Regions from separate parts of the Homo sapiens genome. Here region 2 is linked to region 1. Evidence: chromatin contacts called from ENCODE Hi-C or POLR2A ChIA-PET data. All regions are on one chromosome and are shown on one strand. The core of a region is the stretch at or near the end of the contact, and the rest is flanking DNA. Distances in the headings are between cores, read along the strand shown. Region 1 overlaps USP32 (ubiquitin specific peptidase 32). Region 2 overlaps USP32 (ubiquitin specific peptidase 32).

The links. A loop is a pair of places that touch in the nucleus more often than their neighbours do. ChIA-PET counts read pairs that join two places held with the same protein, here RNA polymerase II (POLR2A).
Region 2: a map of Calu3 shows a loop between it and region 1 (2.4-fold over the local background). The contact joins two enhancer-like sites. A Hi-C loop is called at or near these places in 1 of 168 maps with a recorded cell type or tissue (Calu3). POLR2A ChIA-PET finds 5 or more read pairs at or near these places in 7 of 52 experiments (A549, AG04449, Panc1 and 2 more).

The regions. Positions count from the first base shown.
Region 1 is chr17:60,246,769-60,253,484 of GRCh38, reverse strand. It overlaps USP32 (ubiquitin specific peptidase 32), which reads left to right. Exons shown (of 34, transcript NM_032582.4): 11 at 1,043-1,104. Among named protein-coding and RNA genes, the nearest start is that of CA4, 100 kb to the right of the region's middle. Within about 2 kb of position 3,869, at least 2 of the 41 ENCODE cell types and tissues checked have a DNase peak (open chromatin) inside an H3K27ac peak, as active enhancers do.
Region 2 is chr17:60,370,509-60,377,733 of GRCh38, reverse strand. All of the region lies in intron 1 of USP32 (ubiquitin specific peptidase 32), which reads left to right. Among named protein-coding and RNA genes, the nearest start is that of USP32, 18 kb to the left of the region's middle. Within about 2 kb of position 4,438, at least 4 of the 41 ENCODE cell types and tissues checked have a DNase peak (open chromatin) inside an H3K27ac peak, as active enhancers do.

The DNA of each region.
Region 1 (6,716 bases), core at 2,620-5,119:
CTGGTCAACTATTTTTATCTCATTTAAAATAAGATCTTCAGTAGTAGGTTCTGTAGGCTTTTTTTTTTTTAATTAAACTATTGTTACTTTTTAAAATAACAATCACATGTTGAGTGTACGAACTTTTTGTATGAACAGTACATGAACACATTCAATGTATTGCTCATGTACAGTTGACAGTTCATATGCTGTTTGTACACGAACATATTCAGTGTACTCTTTATCTCATAATCAGTGTATGAACATTTTGGTCACTTAAGTTTGTGTCTGAGTCATCTTGTAGCTCTCACAGAGTATAGCATTTTGACTTTTGGTATTGCCTTTCCTATTTTGTCATTCTTACTAAGGACTTGGAGTGGCACTATTTTTGTGATAATGAATAAACATATACTTTATATTTGCTTATGTATGTTTCCAACATTTTATACTGAAAAGCTGAAAGTTTTTTTCAGGAAACATCCAATAATCTACTCAACACCTAAATTTTATTACATTTTACTGTATGTGCTTTGTCACATATTTGGTTATGCTCATATGTACAATTAATATATGCAATTAATATATGAATAAGCAGACAGTTATGCTAAATTGTTTTTATTTTCTATCTGTGTTTTAAAATTGATAGAGTTAATTTGTTAGGTTAATGATACAATATTGAATTATGCTTTTATTTGCCAAGATCTCACACATGGCTGAGTGTTTTGGTTATTTAAAATCTAGCATATGCAAGTGTCAGAAGAATTATTCTGAAATCTGTTCCTGAGGTAATGTCTTCCCCTTTCGCTTTTTCTTCCTTCCCTTTCTCTTCCCTTCTTACCTAGAGATTTGAAAGTTAGCTTCCATTGGAATGGCTTGTTTAAAAAAAGCAAACAAAACCCCAAAACCACAAGGCTAAAGTTAAAATTTGCTCAAGTGAATAATTGATAATTCATGAGTTGAAAACTGTTGCTAATTCAGATTCCAATTTAGGAAATGGGTCTCATGCAGATAATGTGAAATATTATGCAGTTAATAAACTTTGATTTACCATTTTTTTCCCTAGGTGTGTCACATAGTTCTGGGGTTAAGACCAGCTACTCCGGAAGAAGAAGGACAAATTATTAGGTAAATTTGTAGTTTCAATTATATAGTTGAAATTTCACATACTTGAAATATATTGGTTACTGAGGAACAGCATGTCCTATTTTAATGTAATCATTAACTATTTCTCAAAAATAGTTACATATTGAAATATTTTTGTTAAAGTACCTTCCTAGATAAGGGAAGGTACTATAGATTAATTAAGAAGGCAAATTCTATTTAACATTAAAATTGCACTGAATACTAAATTTCATTTTTTGAAATGAGATAAAAGGTAGCCAGTTTTCTTTAGTACAAAAATATGTTTATTGTTGGAAAAATTAGAAAATAGAGCTAAACAAAAAGAAGCAGAGAAAGATTTTATAGATAATTTATAGATAATTGCTGTAGACATTTTTAATATTCATATAAACATATGCCCACAGTGATATTTGTAAAATTCATATAAAAATGGGAATATTCTGAAATACCTACTTTATTCCCTGCTCCTATTTTCACTCTAGATCATATAAAATAATACTTTAATATATTAGAATAAAGCCTTCTTTGAATATAATTTTAAATGATTGGCTAGCATTCCTGTTCATTCTCTATTATTCTTTTTTAGTATAAGCATATTGGACCAATTTTGTTAATAAAATCTCTATGTCTTGGCTTAAGGATTTACTTTAGGATAAATTACTTAAGATCAAATATCCGGATTATATTTAAAAAACAAAGGTATGCATATTTTATAGCTATAGTCCAATTTTTAATAACTTGAGTGTCTTTCATTGCTTTGTGACATTGCTATTATGCTACACATTTGTGTAGATAGTTTCAGAAATAGGACTGAATTTCTAGTAAAATTTGCTTTTAAAATAAACTCTCAATAGGTACTGTCATTTGACTTTTTCTTGAAAGTATTGTGCATACAAACTTTTCAGTAGTTTCTTCTGGCTTGGGTTTCTGGATAGATGGGAGTTTACTAAAATAGAGTTGTTTGGAATACCTGAGAATAGGATTACATATTCAGCATTTAAACAGGACATGCCAATTAAGATATAGATATTTAAAGTAGTAGATATATTTTCTAAGTTTTTAAATGACAAGTTTTAAAAACGGTTATTTATTATTATTATTTTTTTTTTAAGTGAAGGCAAGTTTATTAAGAAAGTGAAGGGGCTGGGTGTAGTGGCTCATGCCTGTAATCCCAGCACTTTGGGAAGCCAAGGCAGGTGGATTGTTTGAGCTCAGGAGTTCGAGACCAGCCTGGGCAACATGGTGAGACCCTGTCTTTACAAAAAATACAAAAATTATCAAGGCTTGGTGGTACACGCCTGTGGTCCCAGCTACTTGGGAGGCTGAGGTGGGAGGATTGCTTGAGCCCAGGAGGTCAAGGCTGCAGTGAGCCAAGATTATGCCATTGCATTCCAGCCTGGGTGACAATGTGAGACTCTCTCAAAAAAAAAAAAAGAAAAGAAAGGAATAAATGGGTGGCCACTCCATATGCAAAACAGCATGGTTATTTCTTAAAGAAGATTAAGCAAAATCTATTTTTTTAAATGTTGCTTTCATAAAACTCTAGTCTCATGTAGTTTTTGTTTGTTGGTTTTATTTTCTGTCTTGGTTTTTCTTTTGAGATGGGGTCTCACTGTATTGCCCAGGCTGGTCTTGAACTCTCCTGAGTTCAAGAGATCCTTCCACTTCAGCCTCTTGAGTAGGTGGGATTACAGGTGTACACCAATGTGCCCAACTTTCATGTAGTTTTTTAAATATTCATACTCAGAAGACTCAGTCTTGATATTCTTGAGTGTTTTCTTGATTGTCTCTAGTTTTTAGCTACTAAAAGATTTTAAAATATATTAACGTAGGATTTTAAAATAATTGACATGTAGAAACCAGATATTGTAAGGACATACATAAAGGCTTTTATGTGGCTATAGTGACTTTTTTTCTTAGAATATTACAATCTAATTTATTATAGTAATATATTCTGAGGTAAATATCACTTAGCATAGGTAGAAATAATGCTTTATAGCCTATATTTATATTTATTGGCTTATTTTACAACTACTCATAGCATCCCTATTTCAAAAAATAAGGTTGATATAATCTTATATTTTCATAGAAAGTTATTCTTTGTAAAATACATGTAGTTACATTATCTCATCTGGTCCTTAGAATAACTGCATGAAATTAGTGTCTCTCATTTTGTAAAAGTGGAAACCAAGATTTATAGAAGTTGAGGACCTGAAATTACATGGGACTGGCAGAATCAAGTTTAGGACCTCTTTCATTAAAAGTACCAATAATTTGCCTTTTGTATTTTGTATTTTTTAATAAGTCTAGATTTAAAATTGTTGGTTCCAAATGGGTTCATTTCATCTGTGGGTTTTTTTTAAAATTTGTTTATTCATTTTCAGTTTTATTTTATTTTGCCTCTACTATTACTTATAAAAATTCATTTGACTGTGATAATTTTTAAAGGATGATTCAGGTTGGTTCATATGCAATGAGGTGAAACAAATATTTGTCTCTAACTTACAGTCAGTACGTTGTTAAAAAAAAAAAGTATCGTGATTTCTGGAATGGCCGAGTGAAGATCTCAGCCAACCCTTTCCCCAAAAGCACTTAAAAAACTGAACAAAATTGTCAAACAACCATTTCAGGACTCTGGAAACTGACCAAATATATACAAGAAATTGAGAAGCATTTATTCAAGAACTACTAATCCTTGGTGAGAACAATGGAAGTGTGTGGTAATTTAACCAGGAGCAGCTTTCATTTCCTCCCATCCAGCAAGTCTGCATGGGCTGTCAGTCTGATTCATGATTTGAAGGAGAGCAGGAATAAATGCCTGTCCAAGGATAATAAAATAAATACATACCATCATGGTGGTAAACAGTGAGGGAAAACTGACATCACCAGCTTGGGGATAAAATACTGGTTAGGGGAAGCAGCAGACTAACAACAGACCAGTCAAATTTTTAACAGGGAACAGGATCACCATAGTGAGCCTTAGCAAGCTTTCTCATGTCCCCAGTGATCTGTAGACTGCTTGTACAAGGCTATACACAAACTCAGGAGAAACCAAAGTGGGCTTTAGCACTTTATTCTTCCCTAGTTGAAGGTGAAGCCTTGCATGTGCAGAAAGTAAAAGCCAGGGTAGGCTTGTAACCTGCCCAAACTTTAAATGCATTCCCCAAACCATGTACAGATCCATCAGGAAAAGGGTGTGAATGTTACTGGCTAAACACAACCAGTAAACTGCTGAGAGCACAACCTCTCAGCAGTCATTGGCTGACCAGTAAGTTAGGCTCACCCCAAGAAGGCCAAGCTTAAAAATAAAAACAGATAATAAAAAAGAAAACACGAAGAAACTGAGCAGCTTCACACTGCAAGATACTGTACCGGAAGATAAACTCTACAGAATTGTTCCAGGAAGTCGTAAAACAAAACAAAACACACAGGGGTTCAGAATCCAGAGTTGCTAATATAAAGTATCAAATGTGTTCAGTTTTCAACAAGAAAAAATTATGAGACATGGAATAAAACAGGAAAATGTGACCCATATACGAGGAAAAAACAAAGAATAGTAGAAACTGTCTCAGAGGTGGCAGCAGATGTTCTCCTTAGCACACAAAGACTTCAATACAACTATTGTAAATGTTTTCAAAGAGCTAAACGAAGCTGTATTTAAAGAATTAGAGGAATGTATGATCTCACTGACTTGTCCAAATAGAAAATAGCAATAAATAAATAAAAATTTAAAACAGAATCAAATAGAAATTCTAGCAGATTTGAGTTGACAGAGAAATATTCAGCAAAACAGAATATGGATCAATAGAGATTATTTCATCAGAAAGAGAGAAAGAAGACCAAATAAATGAACAGAGTTTCACAGAAGTTGGAACATGATCAAGTCTACCAAAATATGCATAATGAAAGTCTCAGAAGGAAAGAAAGAAGCAGAAAAAAGTTTGACAAGATAATGTCTGAAAGTTCTAAAATTTCTCGAAAATTATTAATCTTAGAAGCTTAATGAACTCCAACTAGGTTAAACACAGAAAGAATCACACCTAGACATATCATTGTCAAAGTGTTGAAAACTAAAGACAAAGGAAGAAGTTGAAAGCCACAAGAGCAGAAAGACTCATCATGTAGAAGGGAACCACAATGTGATAAACAGCTGACTTTTTGAAACAATAGAGCTCAGTGTGCAGTGATATGAGAAAGTGATATAAGGAAAAAACCAAAAAAGCAAAAACTGTCAATCCAGAATTCTTTATCTAGCAGAACTGTAATTCAGAAATAAAGGTGAATTACTACCTGACTTCAAAATACACTACAAAGCTATAGTAACCAAAACAGCATGGCACTGACATAAGAACAGACAAATAGACCAATGGAACAGAACAGAGAACCCAGAAATAAATCCAGGCCAGGCGTGGTGGCTCACGCCTGTAATCCTAGTGCTTTGGGAGGCTGAGGTAGGTGGATCATGACGTCAGGAGGTTGAGACCATACTGGCTAACGCGGTGAAACCCCGTCTCTACTAAAAATACAAAACAATTATCCAGGTGTGATAGCACATGCCTGTAGTCCCAGCTACTCAGGAGGCTGAGGCAGGAGAATCGCTTGAACTGGGGAGGTGGAGGTTGCAATGAGCCAAGATCACGCCACTGCACTCCAGCCTGGGCAACAGAATGAGACTCTGTCTCAAAAACAAACAAACAAAAAAAAAACCAAAACAAACAAACAAGCAAAACCCCCCACATTTACAACCAACTCTTTTTTGACAAAGATGCCAAGAGCATACATTAGAGAAAGGACAATCTCTTCAATAAATGGTGCTGGAAAAATTGGATATCCACGTGCAGAAGAATGAAACCAGTTCCCAATTTCTTACCATACACTAAAATCAAATCAAAATGGATTAAAGAGGCTGGGCGAGGTGGCTCATGCCTGTAATCCCAGCACTTTGGGAGGCCGAGACGGCTGGATCACCTGAGGCCAGGAGTTCGAGACCAGCCTGACCAACATGGTGAAACCCTATCTCTACTCAAAGTACAAAAACTAGTTGGGTATGGTGGCAGGCGCCTGTAATCCCAGCTACTCAGGAGGCTGAGGTGGGAAAACTGCTTGAAACCGGGAGGTGGAGGTTGCAGTGAGCCGAGATTGCCCCACTGCACTCCAGCCTGGGCTACACAGGGAGACTCCGCCTCAAAAAAAAAAGAAAAGAAAATGGATTCAAAGACTTAAATCTAAGACCTAAACTACTAGACGAAATTGGGGAAATGCTGTAGGACATTTGTCTGAGTGGTATGACACTGTATAATACCTCAAAAGCACAGTCAGCCAAAGCAAAAATGGACAAACAGGATTTCATCAAGTTAAAAAGCTTTACAGCAAAGGAAACAGTCAACAGAGTGAAGAGACAACCAACAGAATAGGAGAAAATATTTGCAAACTATCCATTCATCAAGGTTTTAATAACCAGAATGTATAAAGGCCTCAACTCAATAACAAAAAACCAAATAACCCAATTTAAAAATGGGCAAGTGATCTGAATAGACATTGCTCAAAAAAAGACATACAAATGGCCAGCAGATATATGAAAAAATGCTCAACATCACTAATCATAATCGAAATAT
Region 2 (7,225 bases), core at 3,189-5,688, 120 kb before region 1:
CTGTGGATAAATTAAGAGGAAATGATATCTGTAACAGTGCTGCTTGTGATGAAAACACGGAAGAGTCAATTATATTATCAAATCTTAGCTGGAATGGAAAATCAGGAGGATATTTATTAGCAAACATTAATAAAAGGTTGGCCTTTATTATTGTAAGCATGTACACAGACGACAGCAGGTAGTCTCTACCATAAGAATGAGAAATGCCTCCTATCTTTATGAATTCTGAAATTTAACCTTTCTTAGCCCAATTGCTGTAAGGGCCTAGGGTTTATTTGTTATGTGTGTTATTGGAGTAGAGACTGTTCGAAGGTTAAGTGGGTATTTAGTGATGCAAGTGACATTTATATGTTTTAAAATCTTCTGCTTTTGTAGGCACTTTTAAAAATGAAATGCTATATTTTTAAACTTTTAAAAATTATTTTTTATTATTTTTTGCAGAGATGAGGTCTTGCTGTGTTGCCCAGGCTGGTCTCAAACTCTTGGCCTCAAGAGATCCTCCTGCCTTGGCCTCCCAAAGTGCTGGGATTACAGACGTGAACCACGTGCCTGGCCCAAACTTTTTAAAGACTTTATTTCTGGAGGCAGGTTCTCAGAAGATATCCTATCTTAATGGGCATATATATAGAGAGAGTAGTAGGTGAGTTTAAGGGGGATGTAAATATTGGCCGAAAAAGGTTTCTTTTAGGTATATAACCCCTCAAATGTAGCCCTTTGGATATCAAAAGTTTATTATGACAATGTTCTTTGTGCGTTTTTATTCGATGTTGTCAGCCATTCATCTAATACCTCTTCAGAAGATTTTTGTCTCTGGGCAGTGGCATTTTATAACTTCATATATAGAAGAAAACTTTTATCCAACTGATAACTGATATGCCAATGTGTTAGTATGAAAAAATTTTCCCAACATTCTTACCAGGTGTGGTGGCTCAACCTGTAATCCCAGCACTTTGGGAGGTGGAGTCGGGCGGATCACTTGAAGTCAGGAGTTCGAGACCAGCCTGGCCAACATGGTGAAACCCTGTCTACTAAAAATACAAAAATTAGCTGGGCGTGATGGCAGGCACCTGTAATCCCAGCTACTTGGGAGGCTAAGGCAGGAGAATTGCTTGAATCCGGGAGGCAGAGGTTGCAATGAGCCAAGATTGCCTCACTGCACTCTAGCCTGAGCGACAGAGTGAGACTCTGTCTCAAAAAAAAAAGAAAAGGAAAAAAAAAGAAAATTTCCCAAAATTCAAATGTCATTTCACTGCGTGGCTTTGTTTGATTATTAATACTTTAATACTGTGTTTAAAATTAATATTTATTATTTTTAAAAATCAGCTTCCTTAGGTCGAAGAAACATTAATGTTTAATATTAAGCTATTATTGTAGCTTAGTGTAGTTATAATAAGATACTGGAACTCATGGAAGGGGTTAGATTTTCTTCATCTTAGAAACCGTTACTTTTCATAAAATATATATTGTGCAATTATATATAAAATTATTTAATAATTAGATATACAAATAAAAAATCGGATTATAGTTGGGCTCAGTGGCTCGCATTTGTAATCTCAGCTCCTTGGGAAGCTTAGACTGGAGGATTTCTTGAGTCCAGAAATTTGAGGCTGTAGTGAGCCATGATTGTGCCACTGCATTCCAGCCTGGGCGACAGGAGTGAGACCCCGTCTCTAAAAACAAAAACTAAAAAAAATTAGATTATAATTGGCAAAAGATTGAGTGACAGTGAAAATGCAATGAATATTTTGACTACTATTTTTTGATTACACACATAGGAAGATACAAATTTTTCTGTCTTTCCAAATTAGTTTAGAAATTAAAGATTTGGCCGGGCATAGTGGCTCACCCCTGTAATCCGAGCACTTTGGGAGGCTGAGACAGGCAGATCACCTGAGGTCAAGAGTTTGAGACCACCCTGGCCAACATGGTGAAACCTCGTCTCTACTAAAAATACAATAAAAATTAGCTGGGCATGGTGGCATGCACCTGTAGTCCCAGCTACTTGGGGAGACTGAGGCAGGAGACTCACTTGAACCCAGGAGGCGGAGGTTGCAGTGAGCCAAGATCGTGCCACTGCACTCCAGCCTGAGCGACAGAGCGAGACTCCATCACAAAAACAAACAAACAAACAACAACAAAACACCAGAAAAAGGAAAAATAGTGTTAAGAGATAATTTAGTATGTATTGTTTGTACACTTCATGGGTGTGCATATATGACGTGTTTGGTTTTATAGTGAAAATTCTAACATTCTGCTGTATGGTTTATGGTGCATTGTAGACGTTCCTTTAAGTACTCAATGATAAAGATGAAAATTACTAAGATAGAGAGTAAATCTATATTATATGTAGTCATTTCTCAGTTTGCATAGTAGTATGGGACTGTAAAAATGACCATGCAAGCTGAGACTATTCAAAGGGATCATAGTAATCAGTGGAAAAGATTATGATTGTTCTGTGTGACCTTTAAAATTTTTTGTCAAAACATTAAAAACTCTCTCACAGTTGGTTATAGATATATAGGGTAAGAAGAAGCGTGGTATCCACAGAGAAGGAGGGAGCTTCATAAACAAAGACAAACAGGAATATCAACTACCAGCCACCAACAGCACTTTTGTAAAACTTATTTAAATATTACAAAAAACAATATACAAGATTACTAAGAGATTGGAAGATAAAGGGAGAAAATTTCACTAATGATCTCATCACCAAACACAGCTAATTATTTGCTGTTACTCTTTTTTCAAATTAGTGTTTAGTATTGTTTTAATCATAATGTACATAAAATTTTGTATCTTGCTTTTTCTGAGATGTCTGTTTCTGTCCATGTTATACATACCTATACAGTCATGTGCTGCATGATGATGTTTTGGTTAACGATGGACTGCATACACAACTGTGATCCCATAAGATAATAGTAGAGCTGAAAAATTCCTATTGCCTAGTGACATCGTAGCCATTTACTTGTTTTTGCTTTTTGCTTTTTTTATGTAGTCATTTACTATACTATACCTTTAATCATTATTTTAGAGTATACTCCTTCTATTTATTTAAATAAAAGTTGGCTGAACGTGGTGGCTCCCACCTGTAATCCCAGCATTTTGGGTGGGTTGCTTGAGCCCAGGAGTTTGAGACCAGCCTGGGCAACATGGTGAAAACCTGTCTCTACAAAAAATACAAAAATTAGGCACACGCCTGTGGTCCTAGCTACTCAGGAGGCTGGAGTGGGAGGATCACTTGAGCCTAGGAGGTTCAGGCTGGGGTGAGCCTTGATCACGCCAGTGCACTCTTCCAGCCTGGGAGACAGAGTAAGACTCTGTCTCAAAAAAAAAAAAACAAAACTTAACTGTAACAGCCTTAGGCAAGTCCTTCAGGAGGTATTTCAGAAGAAGGCATTATTGTCATAGAAGATGACAGCTCCATGTGTGTTATTGCCCTGAAGACTTTCCAGTGGGACAATACGTGAAGGTGGAAGACAGTGATATTGATGATCTTGATGCTGTGTAGGCCTAGGCTAAGGTGTGTGTTTATGTCTTTTTTCTTTTTTTTTTGGAGACAGAGTCTCACTCTGTCCCTGAGGCTAGAGTGCAGTGGTGTGATCTCTGCACACTGCAACCTCCGCCTCCCTGGTTCAAGCGATTCTCTTGCCTCAGCCTCCCAAATAGCTGGGATTACAGGTGCATGCCACCACACCCAGCTAATTTTTGTATTTTTAGTAGAGATGGGTTTTGCCATGTTGGCCAGGCTGGTCTTGAACTCCTGACCTCAGGTGATACGCCCACCTCGGCCTCCCAAAGTGTATGTCTTCATTTTTAGCAAGAAAGCTTAAAAAGGAAAATAAAACATGAATAGTAAAAACTTTTTAAATAAAGATATAAAGAAAAAATATTTTTGGACACTGTACAATGTGTTTTAAGGTAAGGGTTATTATAAGAGCCAACAAGTTAAATTTAAAAGTTTATGAAGTAAAAAAGTTACAGTAAGCTGGCTGGGCATGGTGGCTCACGCTTGTAACCCAACACTGTGGGAGGACGAGGCGGGTGGATCATTTGAGGCCAGGAGTTTGAGACCAGCCAGGCTAACATGGTGAAACCCTGTCTCTCCTAAAATATACAAAAATTAGCCGGTTGTGGTGGTGCACGCCTGTAATCCTAGCTACTCAGGAGGCTGAGGCTGAGGCACGAGAATTGCTTGAACCCAGGAGGTGCAGGTTGCAGTGAGCCAAGATCGTGCCACTGCACTCTAGCCTGGGTGTCAAAGCAAGACTTGGTCTCAAAAAAAAAAAAAAAAAATTACAGTAAGCTAAAATTAATTTATTATTGAAGAAAAAATTAGTAAATTTGGTGTAACCGAATTGCACAGTGTTTATAAAATCTACTGCAGTACTCCATGGTAATGTCCTAGGGCTAGGACTTCAACATTGACTCACCCCTAAGTCTCTCACTGACTCACCCAGAACAACTTCTCATCCTGCAAGCTCTATTCATGGTAAGTGCCCTATATAGGTGTACCTTTTTTAAAAAAAGATTTTTAGTTTTGTCTCGAGACAGGGTCTTGTTCAGTCACCCAGGGTAGATTGAAGTGGCGTGATCATGGCTTACTGTAGCCTCGAGCTCCTGGGCTCAAGAGATTGTCTCCCACTTTAGCCTCTAGCTATCCTCCCACCTTAGCCTATAGAGTAGCTGCGACTATGGGTGCATGCCACCATACCTGGCTGATTTTTTTGTTTTTTATGTTTTGTAGAGACCTCGCTATGTTAGCCAGGCTATTCTTGAACTCCTGGGCTCAAGTCTCCTGCCTTGGCCTCCCAGAGCTCTGAGATTACAGATGTGAGTCACCAAGCCCAGCCTAGGTGAACCATTTTTTTGTCTTTTTTTTTTTTTTTTTTTTAGACAGGGTCTCACTCTGTCACCCAGGCTGGAGTGGCATGATCATAGCTCACTGCAGCCTGGACCTCTTGGGCTCAAGGGCTCAAGTTATCCTCCTGCCTCAATGTCTTCAGTAGCTTGGAGGCACATGCCACCAAGCCTGGGAAATTTTTCTTTTTTTTTTTTTAATGTAGAGAACGGGGTCTTACTGTGTTACCCAGACTGGTCTCAAACCCCTGGCCTCAAGTGATTCTCCCACCTCAGTCTTCCAAAGTGCTGGGATTACAGGAGTGAGCCACCGTGCCTGGACTTTTTTTTTTTTTTATCTTTAAGGCTATATTTTTACTATACCTTTTCTATGTTTAGATATGTTTAGATACACAAATACTGTGTTACAGTTGCCTCCAATATTCAGTACAGTAATATGCTGTGTAGGTTTGTAGCCTAGGAGTAATAGGCCATCCCATATAGCCTAGGTGTGTAGTAGTCTATACCATCTAAGTTTGTGTAAGCACGCTGATGTCTGCACAATGATGAAATCACCTAACGATGCATTCCTGTCATTTGTGATGCATAACTGTAGTTTAAAGTGTTAATAGCTTGACCAGGATTTGTTAAATGACAACCAGCTCCTTAATTTTCCTTGGCATTTTCCTTCTCTTAGAGGAGACCACTTTGTATTCTTTTAGTTGATCTTTGGTATTTGGTATTGATTTTTCAGTTTCAGCATTATCTGTTGACTTCCCACTTCTGAGCATGAGAATTTAGTTGTCTCTCCCTTCCTTCCACCTTAGCCACTTCCCCTTCCCCTCTCCCTGTTACTTAATCCTACCGCAATAGTTATATGGTAATTTTAGATAACTGTTAAATGTTTACCTTATGAGCATATGCGTAGGATTCACAGCTGAAATTAGGTAGTAAGTTTTGATTACTTTTCTAGCACAATGTTTGTTTTCCTTGGAGCTGATGACTGATTTTATTTGTGTTTGCTTAGTATTCTAAGTATTTATCACTAATTCAACCCTGAACACTGTCACTTGCCTAAGTCTCCTTTCAAGACTATGAGTTGTTGGCAGTTTATTCTTCTAATGTCTCATGTGGCCTTTTTACTTACATGAAAGGAGCTTGCAGGACTGGTGCTTCATATTGTCAGTCTTTCAGTTTAGCCATCCTGATTGTTGGAAAGTAGTATCTCAATGTGGATTAATCTGCATTTCCTTGACTAAGTGATGTTGAACACCCTTTATATGTGCATGTTGGCCATTTATACATGTGTTTCATTTAATTTTTTTTTTTTTTGAGACAGAATCTTGCTCTGTTGCCCAGGCTGGAGTGCAGTAGTGCAGTCTTGGCTTATTGCAACCTCCACCTCCCAAGTTCAAGCGATTCTCCTGCCTCAGCTTCCTGAGTAGCTGGGATTATATAGGCGTGTGCCACCGCACCTGGCTGATTTTTGTATTTTTAGTAGAGACGGGGTTTCACCACATTGGCCAGGCTGGTCTTGAAATCCTGACCTCAGGTGATCCACCCGCCTTGGCCTCCCAAAGTGCTGGGATTATACGTGTGAGCCACTGCGCCCGGCCATTTAATTTTTTTTTTTTTTTTTTTTTTTTTAATTTTTAGAGACAGAGTCTTCCCCTGTTGCTCAGGCTGAAGTGCAGTGGTGCTCACTGCAGCCTTGGAACTCTTGGGCTCAAGCAATCCTCCTGCCTCTGCCTCTGGAACAGCTGGGACTATGAGTTCACACCACCATACCCAGCTAATTGTTTTTAATTAATTAATTTATTATTTTTATTTTTATTGTAGAGATGGGGGTCTCACTGTGTTGTCTAAGATAGTCTCAACCTCCTGGTCTCAAGCAATCTTCCAGCCTTGGCCTCTCAAAGTGCTGGGATTATAGGCATGAGCCACCATGCCTTGCTACTTTTAATTTTTTTAGAGATGGGATCTTGCTATGTTGCTCAGGCTGGTCCCAAACTCCTGGCCTCAAGAGACACTCTTGCCTCAGCCTCCCAGTTGCTGGGATTACAAGCATTGAGCCACCACAACTTGCTGCTCAAAATGTATTTTTTTCTCTTTTCTTCTTTTTTTTTTTTTTTTTTTGAGACAGTAGCATTTCACTCTGTCACTCAGGCTGGAGTATAGTGGTGTGATCACAACTCACTGTAGCCTCGACCTCTCGGGCTTAAGGGATCCTTCTACCTCAGCCTCCTCCTGAGTGGTTGGGTGGGCACCACCATGCCCAGCTAATTTTTTTTGTATTTTTTTTTGTAGAGGCAGGGTTTTGCCATGTTGCCCATGCTGGTCTTGAACTTCTGACCTCAAGTGATCCTCCCGCCTCGGCCTCCCAAAGTGTTGG